Linked DNA regions of Mus musculus: region 1 is linked to region 2. Evidence: chromatin loops called from intact Hi-C (ENCODE). Cell type or tissue: heart. All regions are shown on one strand.

What was found. Hi-C counts contacts between places; a loop is a spot of excess contacts. Peaks named below come from ENCODE experiments on the same cell type or tissue, not always from the same donor. Only the 100,000 strongest peaks of a DNase experiment are listed, where the experiment ranks them.
Region 1: a loop joins it to region 2, with 2.5 times the contacts of the local background. A loop is called at or near these places in 19 of 42 quality-filtered maps.

What each region holds. Positions count from the first base shown.
Region 1 is chr3:129,679,135-129,687,134 of GRCm38, forward strand. It overlaps Egf (epidermal growth factor), which reads right to left. Exons shown (of 24, transcript NM_010113.4): 21 at 7,051-7,218; 22 at 4,057-4,177; 23 at 1,965-2,070. Among named protein-coding and RNA genes, the nearest start is that of 6330410L21Rik, 71 kb to the right of the region's middle. In heart, CTCF peaks have their summits at 1,275 and 4,333 (motif pointing right); DNase peaks (open chromatin) are centred at 1,357 and 3,507.
Region 2 is chr3:129,529,885-129,537,884 of GRCm38, forward strand. Elovl6 (ELOVL family member 6, elongation of long chain fatty acids (yeast)) reads left to right here and starts at 2,502. Exons shown (of 5, transcript NM_130450.2): 1 at 2,502-2,611; 2 at 2,764-2,884. The coding sequence starts at 2,796. Gm35986 (predicted gene, 35986) reads right to left here and starts at 2,504. Exons shown (of 3, transcript NR_153368.1): 1 at 2,373-2,504; 2 at 1,175-1,280. In heart, a CTCF peak has its summit at 3,920; DNase peaks (open chromatin) are centred at 2,477, 4,017 and 6,497; H3K4me3 peaks cover 4,612 bases; H3K27ac peaks cover 5,459 bases.

The sequences.
Region 1 (8,000 bases), 150 kb after region 2:
TTCCCTAACCCTCACCCACTGGTGCTGGCTGGGGTCCATGACGATGTCTCTGTGCTCAAACACTACTACTATGATTCCATGCCTTTTGTGTGTGTGTGTGTGTGTGTTTCACGACAGGGTTTCTCTGTGTAGCTCTGGCTGTCCTGGAACTCATGCTGCAGACCAGGCTCGCCTCACACTCAGAAATCTACCTGCCTCTGCCTCCTAAGTGCTGGGATTAAAGGCGTGCGCCACCACTGCCAGGCTTCTTCCACGCCTTTCTAGGAGAACCAGTTCAGAGCCAAAGCTGACCTTCAACTCCTTCCTCACTCTCCCTCCCACCCAAGCTCCGTGTGTGCTTTCTCTGTAAATACCTATGAGGTGGGAACACGATGGCTGGTCGGACTACTCACATGGGAAGCTAAGGAGTGGATCAACTCATTTGCTGCTCAGTGCATAACAGTGTTAATGTTCAAACCCCGCGCTCTCAGCCTTCCCAATGCTGCAGCCGTCCATACAGTTCCTAAAGCTCTGCTGGCCCACAACCATAGCACTGTTCCCATGGCTACTTTACAGCTGTCATTTTGCTACTGCTATGAACCTTCACTACTACTGTCCAGCAGTCTTAGGTGTATGTGACCTCCAAAGGGGTTGAGAACTGCTGCTCTAATCCATTCTGCCCTAACAATGTGAATCCCCCACCTCTGGTATAACTACATTTCTGTCAAATCTTTGAGCTTTGGGTTAAGTTGCAAAATCTTACCACATGTTTCTTCTAAGCATATTTTCTCTGAAAGGGACCCTGTGTTGTTGGCTGCTCAAGGAAAAGTAGTAACTACAAGACAGCCCTTTACCTTCTAATAGTGCTGGCAACAATACCTCGGCAACTATTGAAGATCTGAGTTTTAAGAGTATACAGACAACAGTCACCATACATAAACATTTATTACAGTTTTCAGTCAATCCCTTAATGAGCCTTATTAAACTCGTCTTGCTCAAATTATGCAATAATTTTTTTCTGAATATAGTATTTTAGGTTACAGCACAGAGCATGTTCAAAATGGAAATTTAGAATGAGTTTTCTGTAGTAAGACCCCAGGTTCTCCCTACTGGAAACCGGAAGAGGGTATTATGGCGGTGTGTGTGATGGGAACTATCAGGAAATACAAGTAGCACTGACACTTAGCCGGCTCCTGGCACTAGCAGGGAACCTGTTTTTATTGGCTCAAAGATTTCCTTTGCCTTCCCAATGGCTTAGGACACAAAGCATGTTCAGTGCTGCCCTCTGGGCTGTAAGGAGGATAATGATATCTGAGCTCCAAACCCAAGGGACAGATCACAGTACAAGTCCTGGCAGAGGGACCACAGCAAAGGACGCAGAGTACGCTCCAGGGGAGCTTGAGAACTTGGCTCGGATCTATGGTCCCTTAGTGGTCTGACTGGACTTCTCAGCCTAGAGCCTGGCTGAGGGTTAGCTCCCGGTAAGACTAGAATATGCTGAAATCCCTAGAACAAAGCCAGATCAACTTTCATCAATAAGAACACTCCCTCCAGGCCACGGAACCTGTTTGGGGAGAGCTATTTCCATCCCCGGGGGAGCTACACTCGAAGCAACGACTGAGAACCAACACTAGGGATAGCCTGCAGTCCTAAGCAGCTCAGGGGCTAAGAGAAGAGGAGATGCAATCAAATGTGTTTCTCTCGTGGTGTCAGTGCCTCCCAGGGCTCACTCAGCTTAGACAAGGCCAATGGCCTTTTGTGACTAGATGACATTTCTCAGTGGAAAACACTTTTTTTTTTTTTTTCCTTGAGACAGGGTTTCTCTGTATAGCCCTGGCTGTCCTGGAACTCACACTGTAGACCAGGCTGGCCTCAAACTCAGAAATCCACCTGCCTCTGCCTCCCAAGTGCTGGGTTTAAAGGTGTGCACTGGCACCACCACCCGGCTGGAAAACACTTTTGATCAAGGTAAAATACCGACTCACCGAGCTGCAGGGAGGGAGACAGGCCAGCATCTACTACTGCACCATTCGTACCATCCGCAGGCAGACTCCCATTCTTGGGGTCTTGGTGTTTCTCTAGGACCACAAACTGCAGAACAGAAAAGCAAAGGGTTCAGAGGATAACTGCTGTGATCTAGAAGCCACCTTGATAAACCTTCAACCGTAGTCGAGCTCACCCACACAGAAGGTGAAGCTGGAAAGAAACGCCTTGTCAACTGTCTCCAGCTAAACGTACATTTTCCTTTTTACAGTTTTACCATGTATGTGTACAGGTGTTGTGGCTGCATGTATATCTATCTGTGTATGTGTGTATGCCTGATGCCCATGGAGACCAGAAGAGGGCACTGGATCCCCTGGAACTGGAGTTACAGATGGCTGGCTATAAGCCAGCAAATGGGTGCAAGAAATCAAGCCCCAGTCCTTGGAAGAGTAGTCCGTGATCTTAGTACAGTGTACTTAGATATAATAATAAATAAATCTTTAAAAAAAAAAGAATCTTGGATCCATAGAGGGTCCTGTTTTGCTGCAAATTATACAAGTGTCCTTAGGTATCACCAGTACTTGCCCATCAGCCAGGCCATATATGTGGGTTTGGGCTACCGCTGTTTGTGTGTATGTGTGTGTATGTGTCTATATATAATTCATTTAAGCATGCTATCAAGTCCCAGGTAATTACGACCGCTAGTGAGTATGGGTAACTACTATCTTGCAGGGATCCCCAAGCTGTTCTTTCATAGGTGGCAGCTCAGAAGGCAGAGTGCTGAGAGAGGCCCAGATAAGCACAACAGCACTTCTCTTTACTCAACAAACCATTTTTGTCATTGTTTGCATGGTTCAGACTCACGGCACACTTGCAATGCAGGCTGAGCAGAGCCGACTGGCCTGCACTCAGGCCAGACAGGTTAGGTATTAAAAGAAATCAAACAGAAAGAGGAAGAACAGAAGTAGGCCATGCTCTGGGCACAGGACCCAGGCCGGCAAAGTCTTTCCTTATCAGTAAGTGACCGGGTGAAGGACTGCCCCAAGGTTTGGACTTCTGTGTAGTTCAGAAAGGAGCCCTCCACAGGGAGGACCTAGAACTCAACAGTAAAGAGCATAGAAAAAAAAAAAATCTGTACCTATCTTTCTCATCAAGGGAAGGGTAGGGAGGTTTAGTGAGTGGAGTCAATCAGGGGATAGGGACAGTGATGTTGGGGATGAGGGTGACTCTCAGGAGCTGTTTTCTCTCCCTTTCCATTCTTCACAACACTCGTCACCCTTAGTCTCCTCCTCCTCAGTGGTCTTTCTGCAATGACGTATTGCAGAGTCAATATAGCGGCCTGCTGTGTGAGGGCATAGGCTCCTTATTTCTAGCTCCAGCCAAGATGCACACTGCAAATCTTCCAACCATGTGCCTCTCTGCTAGAAAGAAGCGCCCAAGCTCCAGGGCTCTGGCTGCGGTGGACGGCAGCTGATAGGAGCAGATTTGTTTTTGCTGCTTCTCCTCCGGGTTTGGGAACTGGGTTCTCCCCAGCTCTCTCTGACGTGTGCAGCGGCAGTTGGTGTGGACGGCAGTTATGACAGCTGGGGGGGACGGGACACACAGCTCAGCAGCCCTGGCTTCTGAATGAAGTTCAGAGCCAACAAGCTGCTTGCTACTGCAGCATGGAATTTTGATTTTTTTAAAATTAAATTTTTTTTATTTAAAAGAGACACACATGCAGAAACCATTTCTCCCCTGTTATGATTTAAATGAGATTAATTAAATGTGCAATCTAATTCTCTATAGCCTGTCAAGCGCCATGAAGGGAATTTAGCTATCCACAAAGTCATGAGACCTCAAGGAACTGAGCACTGCCCGGGTCCTAAATCACATGGCGTTTATGAAGCTGGATCTTAGAGTTATACAGAAGAAGATGAGAGGCCCAGAGGTTAAACACTTGTTGAAGACTGGCTGGGCACTAAGGCTAAAAGACATTTTGAGAGCAGTTGGCAGCTGGAACAGAGTTCAGTTTCTCTGAACATCAGGAAGGAAGAAGACAATGAGTAAGAATACTTATCAAGCAATTCATAGCTCATGTACTGATAACACTACCCAAGGTTGGGGACAAGAAGCCACAGCTGCCCCGCTGCTGCTGTTGGGTCCGCTGCTGCTCACACTTCCGCTTGGCTCATCACAAGGGTTCTTTGGGGGGTTTGATAGCTGCTTCCGAGTCCTGAGATAAAGCCAAAAAAATCTGAGTCAAGCTCAAAATAAAAACAAAACACCCATCCCACTCCGGGATAACCCGGAGCAACTGTGTCGGTCGACAAGTTAGATCTACAGATGGTACAGTCAGTCAAAGCACACAGCTGAAAACCCCCAGGCCTCTAGGGGGCAGTACTGGTAAGCAAACAGCTCTAGGGATGCTCAGAGGGACTTAACGTAACTCTGGGTGCACTGCAATCACAAGAGCTCTGACAAGCCTTTTTGTCAAGCAATAGTCCTTACCAGTTGTGTGTGTGAACATGGGTTTGTGTGTGCGCACCTGTATGGGAGTGTGCCCTTGTATGCAGGTGAAAAGCCTTGCACCTCTTTCTCAATTGCTCTACGTGTTGTGTTATTTTTTGAAACAGTGTCTCCAGTAAACCCAGTGTTTGCCACGAAGCCCCAGGGATCCCCCTGTTTCTATCTCCCCAGTGTTACAGATGTAAGTGCACAGTGTGCCCTGCCGTATTGTATTGTATTGTACTGCATTGCATTGTATTGTATTGTATTGTATTATACTGCATTGTATTGTATTGTACTGCATTGTATTGTATTGTACTGCATTGTATTCTATTGTACTGCATTGTATTGTATTGCATTGTATTGTATTGTATTGTACTGTATTGTATTGTACTGCATTGTATTGTATTGCATTGTATTGTATTGTACTGCATTGTATTGTATTGTACTGCATTGTATTGTATTGCATTGTATTGTATTGTACTGCATTGTATTGTATTGTACTGCATTGTATTGTATTGTATTGTACTGCATTGTATTCTATTGTATTGTATTGCATTGTATTGTATTGTACTGTACTGTACTGCACTGTACTGTACTGTATTGTATTGTAGTGTATTGTATTGTACTGCACTGTATTGTACTGTACTGCATTGTATACATAGGTGCTGAGAGCTGAACTTGGGCCCTTAGGCTTGTACGGCAAACACTTTACCGACTGAGTTATACGTGGGCCCTTCATCATTTTTGCTATTGGGCTACAGCAGTCTGAAGCTGAAACCCACCATCCATCCACCCCTGGCTGTCAATCCCCACCCACCGCTGCTCAGGCACGCTTACTGGCGTGTCCATGAAATCAGAGCCCTGAGGCTGAGGCAAAAGAACCTTGAGTTTGAGGCTAGTCCAGGTTACATACAAAGACTTGTCTTAAAAAAAAAAAATCAAATTTCTGAAAAACATTAAGTTATGTGTTAATATATCAAAAAACCAAAAATAATTATATCATGTGCTAACTTAAAATTTTCTTTCTCTTTCCTTCTTTTGAGATATGGCCTCACTATATATGTATATATGTATGTGTGTATGTGTGTGTATATATATATATGAGCATATGTATATACGCAGCTCTGGTTATCCTGGAACTCACTCTCTACACCAGCCTGGCCTCACAGAGATTCCTCCTGCCTCTGCTCCTGAGTGCTGGGATTAAAGGCAAGCACCACTATGACTGGGGAAGGTTTTTGAGTTTCCTTGTTTTCTTGTTGTTGTTTTCTTTTGTTTGTTTTTTACATCTATCTTTCCAGGGGAACAAGCCGCCGATGACTTAAAGTTCTTTTTACGAATATACAGAATCCAAACAATAGGCTAAAAAGTGCAGTGATGGGCCACCCAATTAGAAGTTCAAGAGTTTCCCTGGGGATCTTGTCTCCCAGAAGTGATGGAGGTTTTTAAATATATACGCCTCTTATTAGGAAGATTATTATTCATATAAAACAACAGCAGTGTTTGTTATACCCACTACACCAGGCCTATGGTAAACTCCACACACTAACTCAGCCTCACAACAACTCTTGTAAGAAGCATTATCATCCCATACCTCATAACAAAGAAAACCAATGCCCACAGATGAGAAGGCGCGCCAGGGGGCTTAGGTGCTAACTTGGATCGGAGCTATACAAGCTGCTTCCAGAGCCAATGCTGTTTACTGCTAAGTGTGCTATATAGCAGGGTCTTTGGGGAGAGCACCTGGCTGATTATGCTCAACTTTGCAGGATATGAAACAGTTGTAACTTGAGTGCTTGCTCAGCTTTGGTAAATGTGGTTGGATATTTACCTTGTGATGGCAGTAGGTACCTTCCATAGCACCAGAACGCTGACACCTGGTAGCTAGGTGGGCCACTGGACAGTTTTATAAAGCCCCTTCAGCAGGAGTCTTGTGATTCCATGATTTTTGTTTTTAACAGCACAGACTATTATAACACTTCCTAAGCTGTTTCGACCGATGACAGTGTGACATCATCATTTTAAAGGAAAGGAACAGGAGCCCTGAGACGCCTGCTCCCCGACGCTAAGGTAGTGCTTTTACATAAAATGTACGCTACCGTCTCACGGTTTGAAAACCCCTAACTTTAAATTACTGAAAACAAAACCCAATGACCAGAATTTCTTTCCAAGTTAGAGAAGATCATGATTTCTCTCTAGCAATAAGTAGGTATTGTGGGTAATTATCAGCAGGCAACCATGAAAAATGATAGTTATGCCGGTTGATGTGGGCATGCGATGCTAAAAGAAGAGTCTGGACTGCAGTAGTGCATTGTGGGAGATAAGCACATCTGATGTGAGGATGCAGCACACGTGCAAGGTCCTGGGCTCAGTCCTCAGCATCACCAAAACGGAGGACCACAGATCTTACACATGTGTAATGACTGGAAAGGAAAAGTAGGAACACTGATGTTTTTGTACAGCCAAGTCCAGGCTTGTGAAAAGAGCTCACTCCTCCTTTTAAATGCAGTATTTTGCTCAAGTTCATCCCAAGGAAGTATGCATTTCCTGGGGGAGCTTAGAGAAAGGCTGTCAAGTTTCATGGTAAAGAAGAGTTACCTGTAGTAGTAAGTCCCCCACATCCCCAAGACGAGCAGCAGGACCAGTGCCACCATGCAGACAGCCACCACCATGATGTCATGCTTCTGCCCGTAGCCAGCATGACGCAGTTCCCACCATCGTAGGTCTCGAGTCTGGCATCGATCCCCAGAATAGCCAATAACACAGCTGTCAAGGATACAGGAACAGAGGTCAAGCAGAGGCCCCCAGTGCCCGATTCTTACAAACTCAATGTGCATTGTCTCTAACCCTGTGCCTTTCCAGATGCAGCTTTGTGAGCCTGTGATGTCAGCTGACAGTACAGATTTACCATCAACACTCACAATATTACCACTCACGGGCTTTCCCCTTTTCTCAGCCGGCCTTTGGGACGACGGGAGCTATCCGATGACAGATGAACTCTGGGGCTAAGGTCCCACGGAGGCTCCCTTTCTTTTTTTTTTTTTTTTTTGGTTTTTTTCGAGACAGGGTTTCTCTGTGTAGCCCTGGCTGTCCTGGAACTCACTCTGTAGACCAGGCTGGTCTCGAACTCAGAAATCCGCCTGCCTCTGCCTCCCAAGTGCTGGGATTAAAGGCGGAGGCTCCCTTTCTAAACCAACACAAACCAGGAGACACCTGGAGACAGGTGTCTGGCCAGACCGCAGCAGTCCCAGGTCAGAGGAGAGAACTAGGAAACAGCGACCCTTGTGGAGCCCCAGGCTGTAATAGAAGCACACACACAGGCCCGGCACTGGAAGCAGGGCCTTGGCTAAGGAGGGGCTGTTTGCTTCTGTAAAACTCACCACTAGCCAGAGAGAAAATGTGGAAAAAACAAAACAAAACAAACAATAACAACAAAAACCAACCAGAGACATAAAAGGTGGGGAGCTCTCCTGAAGGCAAAGGGCCATTTGCCTATAAATTCCTCACTGTCCAATGAGCTGGTTACTCTAATTATCAGACACCAGTTT
Region 2 (8,000 bases):
AATCTATATCTGAAGAGATAAGTGAAATCTTTACACTAAGTCTTTGAGAGTGTCAGAGGACATTAATGTCTTAATCACCAACTAGACCTCTGATTGATGTAATAATCTACAGGATTTCTTTTAACTCTGACTTATCTATCTATTCTGTGTGGATGTATGTGTGTGTGTGTGTGTGTGTGTGTGTGTGTGTGTGTGTGTGTGTGTGTGTGTGTGTTGGTGGTGATGGTGGAAGGAGGGATAGATAGGGTCTCATGTGGCCCATTATAGCTTGGAGTTTGTTACTTAGCCAAAGATGACCTTGAACTCCTGATTCTCCTGCCTCTACCTCCCAAATGTTGGAATTATAGGCATGGGTTACAATGCAGACTTCCTTCCTTTAAAGAAGTGTGTGGGGAGGAGTTGGGGGGGGGGGCTGCTTCCTTGTGCAGGTGAGCAGGTGCACGAGGAGGCCAGAGCTGTAATGGAATGTGTCATTCTCGAGATGTCTCCATCTTCATTTTAAAGACAAGGTCTCTTACTCATCTCCAAGCTCCTATTTCAGGTTTGTTATTTCAGGCTAGCCTTAGACTCATGTAGATCCGCCTGCCTCTGCCTCCCGAGTGCTGGGATTAAAGGCGCGCAGCACCACCACCTGGCTCACAGAGCCATTTCTAGCCAGCGTAAGATATAAAAGATACCTGGTCTCCAAAAATGAAAATACACAGGAGGAGTTCCCCGTCTCAGCCTCAGAGGTTCTGGGACTCTGAACTCAGGTCCTCATGCCAAGCCATTTTCACAATGTGGTGGCAATACCTCTTTCATTCCAGCACAAGGGAGGCAGGGGCAAGGAGAGCTATGAGTTGGAGGCCACACTGATTGATCTATTGCTCTACTGTGCAATTTCCAGGATGGCCAGGGATACACAGAGAATCAAAAAACAAAAACAAATAAAAAACCCAAACAAAAACAAAAACAAATGACATTAAAAACCCAGGGTGTCATTCTATCTCCTTGGCTGACCTGGATCTTGTTACTAGACCAGGCTAATCTCAAACTCACAAAAATCCACATGCTTCTGACTCCAGAGTGTATTAGGATTAAGGACATACCCACCCCCCAATTAAGGACATACCCCACCCTTTTAAGACTTGGGGGGCAGGGGAAGCAAGGATGTCACTGTGAAATTCAGACTCACCTCAAATTTCTGGCAATTTTACTAGCACCAGTCTTCCCGCCTCAGCCTCCAGTGTCTTCCTGAGATGATCTGACTGCATGAAATGCCCTCGCCTCATTTTAGTTGGCTGGTAGGTGAGGAAATGAACATCTTAGAGGGTATTTTCTCTCTGGTCCTAATGTACATCTTTAAACTAATAGGTTCTTAGCTGGGCTGTGGTGGCCCGAACCTTAGTCCCAGAACTTGTGAGTGAGGCAGAGGCAGGCAGATCTCTGAGTCTGAGACCAGCCTGGTTTACAGAGCCAGTTCCAGGGCAACAAGGGCTACACAGAAAAATCATGTCTCGAAAAGCCAAAAGCACCTAAAAAACCCAAACCAAACAAACAAAAAAACCCAATCTTGAAAATCACAAACATTTAAAAAACAAACAAACAAACTAATAAGTGTTGATCAGTATCTTTTGTTGGATCTAAATATTATATTATTAGGTACCTTATTGTCTCTTACTTCCTTCTTCCTTTTAGGACTAGAAAATACCATCCTCCAGAAAAATAAGGAGTATTTGGGAATGGTTGCTGTGAGCTGGTAGCCCAGGGGGAGGATTAGCATTACATAAATCCCTCTCCTACATTAATCTTTTCTTCCTAATTTCACAAGAATAAGGCAGAACTAAAGTAAAGCAGATAGATAAAGTTTTGGTATTTAGATCAGTAGGCCTAATTCTGTATGCCAAATTCCCTTCCTTTGTTCATTAATATCCCCTCCTGGTAGCCAAACCCTCTACCTAACTTCTGCCTCCTAGTCAACCTTGACTTCCCAGGTCCTCATCCTCAGCATCCTGTCTGCACGTGGTCTTAGTTCCGAAGGCTACCTGGCCCTAAGGTCAAGGTAAATCCGCGCCCAAGCTGCCCGGTGGAGGTGGTCTCAGAGGGTGCTGCGGGATCGAGGTAGTGAGGAGACTAGATCGCAAGACGTGATCCTCACATTTATTTGCCTGGAGTTCTCATGCCAGAGAACCTGGCAGATTTTACTATTTCCCAATTGTTTACTCGCCAAGCTTTCAGGTCCACGCGCCTCAGGGCTGCGCCTCTCACTCTGAAACTTCATTCAAAGGCCAGGCAGGGAGGCCCAAGAGGTGGCGAATGGGCTTGAGTATGACCTCAAGGCCACTTCCTCCCTCTTGGCGCCCTTCCCTCCCCTCCCCCAGTCCACCAACCACCTTCTTGTAAACAAAACTATCCCCCAGGGCGATGGGAGGTCTTGCTCTTCTGCGCCCTCTCGCGCAAAGGGTTAATTTTCCCGATCGCACGAGGGGGAGGAGATTTCCCTGTAGACGAGTAAAAAGCGTGATGGACAAACGTGCGGGCACTAAGACCGCAAGGCATTCATTTCCTCCTACGGTGGATGCGGACGCTGGGAGGAGAGCCCCTGAGCTAGGAGCTGGGAGCAGAGGCGCAGGCAATGCTCAACCCTGGATGTAGCTGAGAGGCTGGGAGAGAGATCGGCCAGGAGACTGACGGCGGGGCAATACCTAGGGGGGTGGGAGGGGGAAGCAGACAGGAGAGCACTCAAAATAAAAGGCTCTTTACAGATTTTTTTATTTTGTATAGAGAACACGTAGCGACTCCGAAGATCAGCCCCAATGAACATGTCAGTGTTGACTTTACAAGAATATGAATTCGAAAAGCAGTTCAACGAGAACGAAGCCATCCAATGGATGCAGGAAAACTGGTAGGTGATGCTTTCGCGAGATACTATTCCCGGGAGTGCATTAATGTCGGTATTCCTGGTCTGAGCGTGAGCGGAGCGACGGATGGATTGCCGGCAGTAGCCAGCAGATCGCGGAGTTCCAGGGTCTCATGTCTGCAGGAGACTCTGAAGCTGCATGGAAGCGTGCGGTTTGGGGGGTGCTCTGTGTGAGCCGCGGCCACGCGGGCATCTTTGTGTAGATTATATAACATAGAACATATAATATGTGTACCTGTAATAATATACGGGAGACAGAGGCATGTTACAATCCAGCTATCCCACCTGTGTTGTCTCCCTGCTTTCGCTTAGATTTGGGGGTTCTGCTTGGCCTCCCGCAACTGGAGCGTGCAAGGCAGTGGAGGGAGGACCCGGTCTCCGCTCCCTTTAACCCTCTTCAGCCCGCCTCTCTCTGGTCCTTTCCCTCTCCCCATCCCTCGTGTCCTTCCTTTCTCCTTGTAGTTCTTCCACTTTACTGCCCTCCCTTGACTGCCGCCTCCAGCCGTAGATGCCCAGGGTCCAGGACCCCTTCCCCACTCAGATTACTTTCCGGTTTCATAAAGACATCGGGGAGGAGGGGACAATGAAAACTGCAATAAAAATGAATGAACCCGAGCAAGTGGAGCCACGCCATTATTAAGTTTCTGTGTAAAGGAAACGCCTTTTGGACACGCTTCTCCGCGTGGAGCAGCAGTTTAAGTACTGGAAGGCTCCTGCCAGGGCAGTCTCGGAGGTCTTTCCCCAGAACTTCGAATCCGGGAAAACATCTTGTTTACTGAGTTCCTCCGGTCAGTCTTCTGAAAAATCCCCGTGTGGGAGGCGATCCGGTGTCACCTTGCAGTATTTTAAGAAGGGAGCTCCCTCCTTCCCGTAGACCGTGCTGTGGTTGGAGATGTTTCCCTCCGGTTTAGTGCGAGCCCCCTCGATCTCCCCACCCCCACCCCACCCCCTCTGCGCCGCGGCCGGCCCTCGGGGGGCTTCCGGGCTCCGGGAGGTTCCGCTGCCGCGTGCGAGGGCGCTCGCGACCTGCCTTCCCTCCCTCCATTCATCAATGGGAAACCGGAGACGCCGGCGCTCCCGGGCTGGAGCGGGTGGTGGCAGCCGCCGGGGGTTCGCCTTCTCCAGCCCGATCCCGGGCTTGCTGCTCCCGCCCCTTCTCGCCCGCGGGGAGCGCGCCCACCCTTGGCCTTCAGCTTGCGAGCTGGGCCCTTGGGCGGTTTACGGCGGCGGCCGGGCGGAGCCGAGACTCCGGGGCGCGCGAGTTCGGGCCGCGGCATGGCGGCTGCCTGGAGGCCCTGAGCCCCAGAGCCAGCCTGGTGCGGTCGCCGGCGTGCTCCTGGACACCGAGGACGCGGGCCTGGGTCCCGAGCGCGATTACACCCCCGGGGAGTCTGGATCGCCCCGTAAGGGGGAGGCCATAGGGAGGCCCGAGCGCTGCAGGAAGCCCAGCCCCCTCGGGCTGGCGTTCGGGGGGTCCTAGCGGTGCACTTCCTCCCGTTAGGGGCTTGGGGGGGAGGGGGGGCTGTGACCCGAGCTCAACCTGCCAACCTAGGGCTCCGATCTTCTCTGAGACCATTTGTCACCGTCCCTTGCAGGGCTCTAGCCTGCCTTCCTGCCTTCCTCCTCCAGTAGCCCGCAGCTCGCGTCTCTAGCTTGCTGCATCCCGGTTGGGCCTGTCATTCCGGAGCAGGCATTCCTAGCCTCTGCAGGCGCATGGCACTCAGTCTGCCCTGCTGCTGCACCACCCTAGTGCATGCTGTTTGTTGCCCACCCCACCCCACCCCCTTTTCCTAAGGTACCCCAGGACCATTTCCCGCCTCTTTCTCCAGACACTCAGTTAAGTGACTTTCACTCTGTCAGAACTAGACAGGTCCTTGGTCCTCGTGGGACTGAAAATATCCCAAATCCATGAATTTCTTTTCCCTTGTTATTCTTTGGCCACTATTAACTCCTGAACAGTACTTATGTTCTTCCTGACAATGTATTTTCATTATCTTATTTTCCTTATTTCTTATTTTAAAGGTGGCTCCTAGCACATCGTGGGCTGATGTGATGAACCTTTTCTGGTCTTTTTTTTTTTTTTTTTCTGGTCTTGATTTTGCAAAGCATTTTGCAAAATCTTACTTTGTACAAGGCAGATGCTTACAAGGTCCAGCGATTAAAACGCTCATTTGACCGCCAACACAACCTGCTCATATCCGTGTCTGGATTCAGCATGCTTGGCTTGCGTTTTGAACGCTGTTCTAGTCACACTGTAGAATGGATGTTCTTCCCGTCTTTTGATCGTTGGCTTTATAGTTTTGGATAGCTTATTACAGTGGATAAGCTTATTACATCTCGTCCGTGCTGATCTTAGCCACTGTCCCTTTTCACTTCACGATTCTAGTTCTCTTGGAGCCTGATTTCAGAACTTTCCCACCCGCTCTCCGCAACCAAAATGTCTTGGTCGTAATGAAGGTTCTCTTCTCATGTCATTAGACAGGAATCCCATCATAAAGGCTTATATATACCCTCTTGCGAGGGGAGTTGAGGGGCTCCAGAACCATCAAGTCTCACCTTCACCTGTCCTTGTCACTTAGAATGGTTTGAAATAGCTTCTGGAAGAAATCAAGTATAGAAGCCTGTGTGCCCTGTCTTTTGAGAACCTATTTGTAACTGTTCTTTAAAATCTGCTAGACCTAGTCTAAACAAAGTTGCTAATTGTAACAAATCTCTAGTAAGCTGAGTTGCCAGGGCCTCTGACCACCGCTGGGGTCGAGGTGGGGGTTGGGGGAGCCAGGCACGGGTCCTTACATTACAGTAGTCTGTATATAGGAACTAGCCTCATTTAGGAGCACTTGGAATAAGGAGTTGGTAAGACCAGCCCTATAACGCTTTACCTTAGTTACCTCAGCATCCATTCACGGAATGGGGCCCCAGGTTTCCCAGTAGCCTATGTGTAAACTCAGCTGGCTAAGCTGAGACAACAAACTCGTGACATTTATTGCTGCCTTCATTGTTTAACCTGATACTCACTGGCCTAGATAATGAAATATTGTAGACATTTATTTTTGTAGCAAATGGTTTCATAAGAGACTAGACTGCAATGACAATTTCAGTGCAAAGTAGTAAATATGTATTCCCTTAGAAAATCACCCTGTGTGATTGATTTTCTTGTAACTGCCGCCCAGTTAAAAGTCACCTGGGTAATATGATCCGGTGCAGTTTCTAACATGAGGTAGGGAAAAATGCCTGCCTTTTAGCTCCAAATAACATGTCCCAGTTCCAGTTTTAGACTGGAAAGCCCGTGAATGGATGCTATTAAAGCATCCATGTAGATAGACATTTTGTTCTTTTATGTCCTGGCTGGCCATCACTTGTGCTCACTAACAGCCGACTCAATCGGTAAATGCTGCTAGCGAGGAAGCACGGTCACCCAGCCATCGGAAAGGCTGGAAAAGAGACAGCGGATTCATTGAGAAGGAATCCTTCTCCCCTTGAGCCGCCTGCCTGCCTGCCTGCCTGCCTGCCTGCCAGGTTTGTGCTAAGACTGGATGCTAGTTGCTCCGGTTGTAATTGCCTGGCCAATGATGATTATGTTCTGATGTCGGCTGACACGGCATTCACCAATAGGAAAGCAGGAGGCCTGTGCTGACTGCTGTAGCATTATGTATGTGGGGTGACGTCATCAAAGGGCTTGCCTAGAATCTCTTGAAACCCTCCCCCCTCTCCTGGCATCCTCCACTCTTGCAGCTTTGAGTGCTTTGTATACTTTTCTGATTTTCTCCTCTCCTCCTGTGGTGATTTCTAGAAGGCTTTTTTTGTTTTGTTTTGTTTTTCCATATTTGTGTTCTGTATTCTAGGGTTATGAGACAACACAAATTTATTTTTACTGAAGGGGGAAAATGGACTTTAAAGAGAGCTACATCGTGTCTCTACAGTCTTGTGTATGAAGTTTAAAAAGCATTGTAAACCAGTGTTGGCTGTGCACATTTTCCAATGGCTAGATTTATGCTGTTTTTCCTGTGGGGACAACAGCTCTGAGTTGCTGCAGAATTTTTCCATGTAGCTTGGCTGTGTGCACCTGAGGAATGTGCTGGGAATCCATGGACTCTGTGGTGTGGTACAGGATAGGCTAGGGTTTTACCAGGTGGTTATTAAAGTTACCCGGGATGGGATTGGCTGTCAAGACAATACTGTGTTCCTATTGAATTCCATGTGTAGCTGTCACTTATTTTGAAGAATCAGACCTCATGTTAGCAACATGGCTGGGAGTCTAAGGGACTGACAGCCCTTCCAGTGACCTTCAGGATACCGGTGTCGTGTATGTTAAGGGAGATAAGACCGTGTCATGGAGAAGAAAATCAAGGTTCTTAATGTAATATAGGAAGTGATTAAAAAAAAAAAAGCTATATGGGAACATTTGACCTGAACTTCCAAGTATCTCTCAAGTATTCACCTGTCTTTCCTGTTCAGGGTCCCAAGGATGAAAGCTGGCTTAATGCAGATTATACTTTGTTATTTTGTTACCTGCCTATATGTTTGTGTTAGTATATGGGGATGGGTGTGTGTGTGTTTGTCTGTTTATTGGTGGTTTTGTTTGTTTTTTACATAAGGCTTTTTGTTATATCAGTGGGGTTTTTTTTGTTTTGTTTTGTTTTGTTTCTCAAAATCGCTGACTGCCTTTCCATTGCTGATTGCAAAGGTGTCACGGGTGGACATTAGAGTTTAAAGTTACTCGTGATTCATGAGGACAACCTTGTGGAACCTGAGGAAGCCATCTTTGGCCAGGCTTTCATTTCTTTGCCCATGTTATGTATGTATAGGCAGGTGCAGATCTGTAACGTGTGCATATTATTCAGATAAGTTCTTTTAAGGTCTCTCTTCTTGTATTTCCTCTCCAGTAGTACATTTTCACAAATAAACAAGGCCTTTTCAAAACACCTTGCCACAGGGTGTAAGAGGTAGAGTGACTAGGAATTTGGTGACTCTTACACCACAAGTACAAGCCACGAGAAATCCTCTGCGCTGAAGTCTGCATTTCACGCGCTTTTTCTCTACATTTCTGGGTTGAGCATGGGTGATTTTTACTCTTCAAGGTTTTGTCTTGTTTTTAAGACAG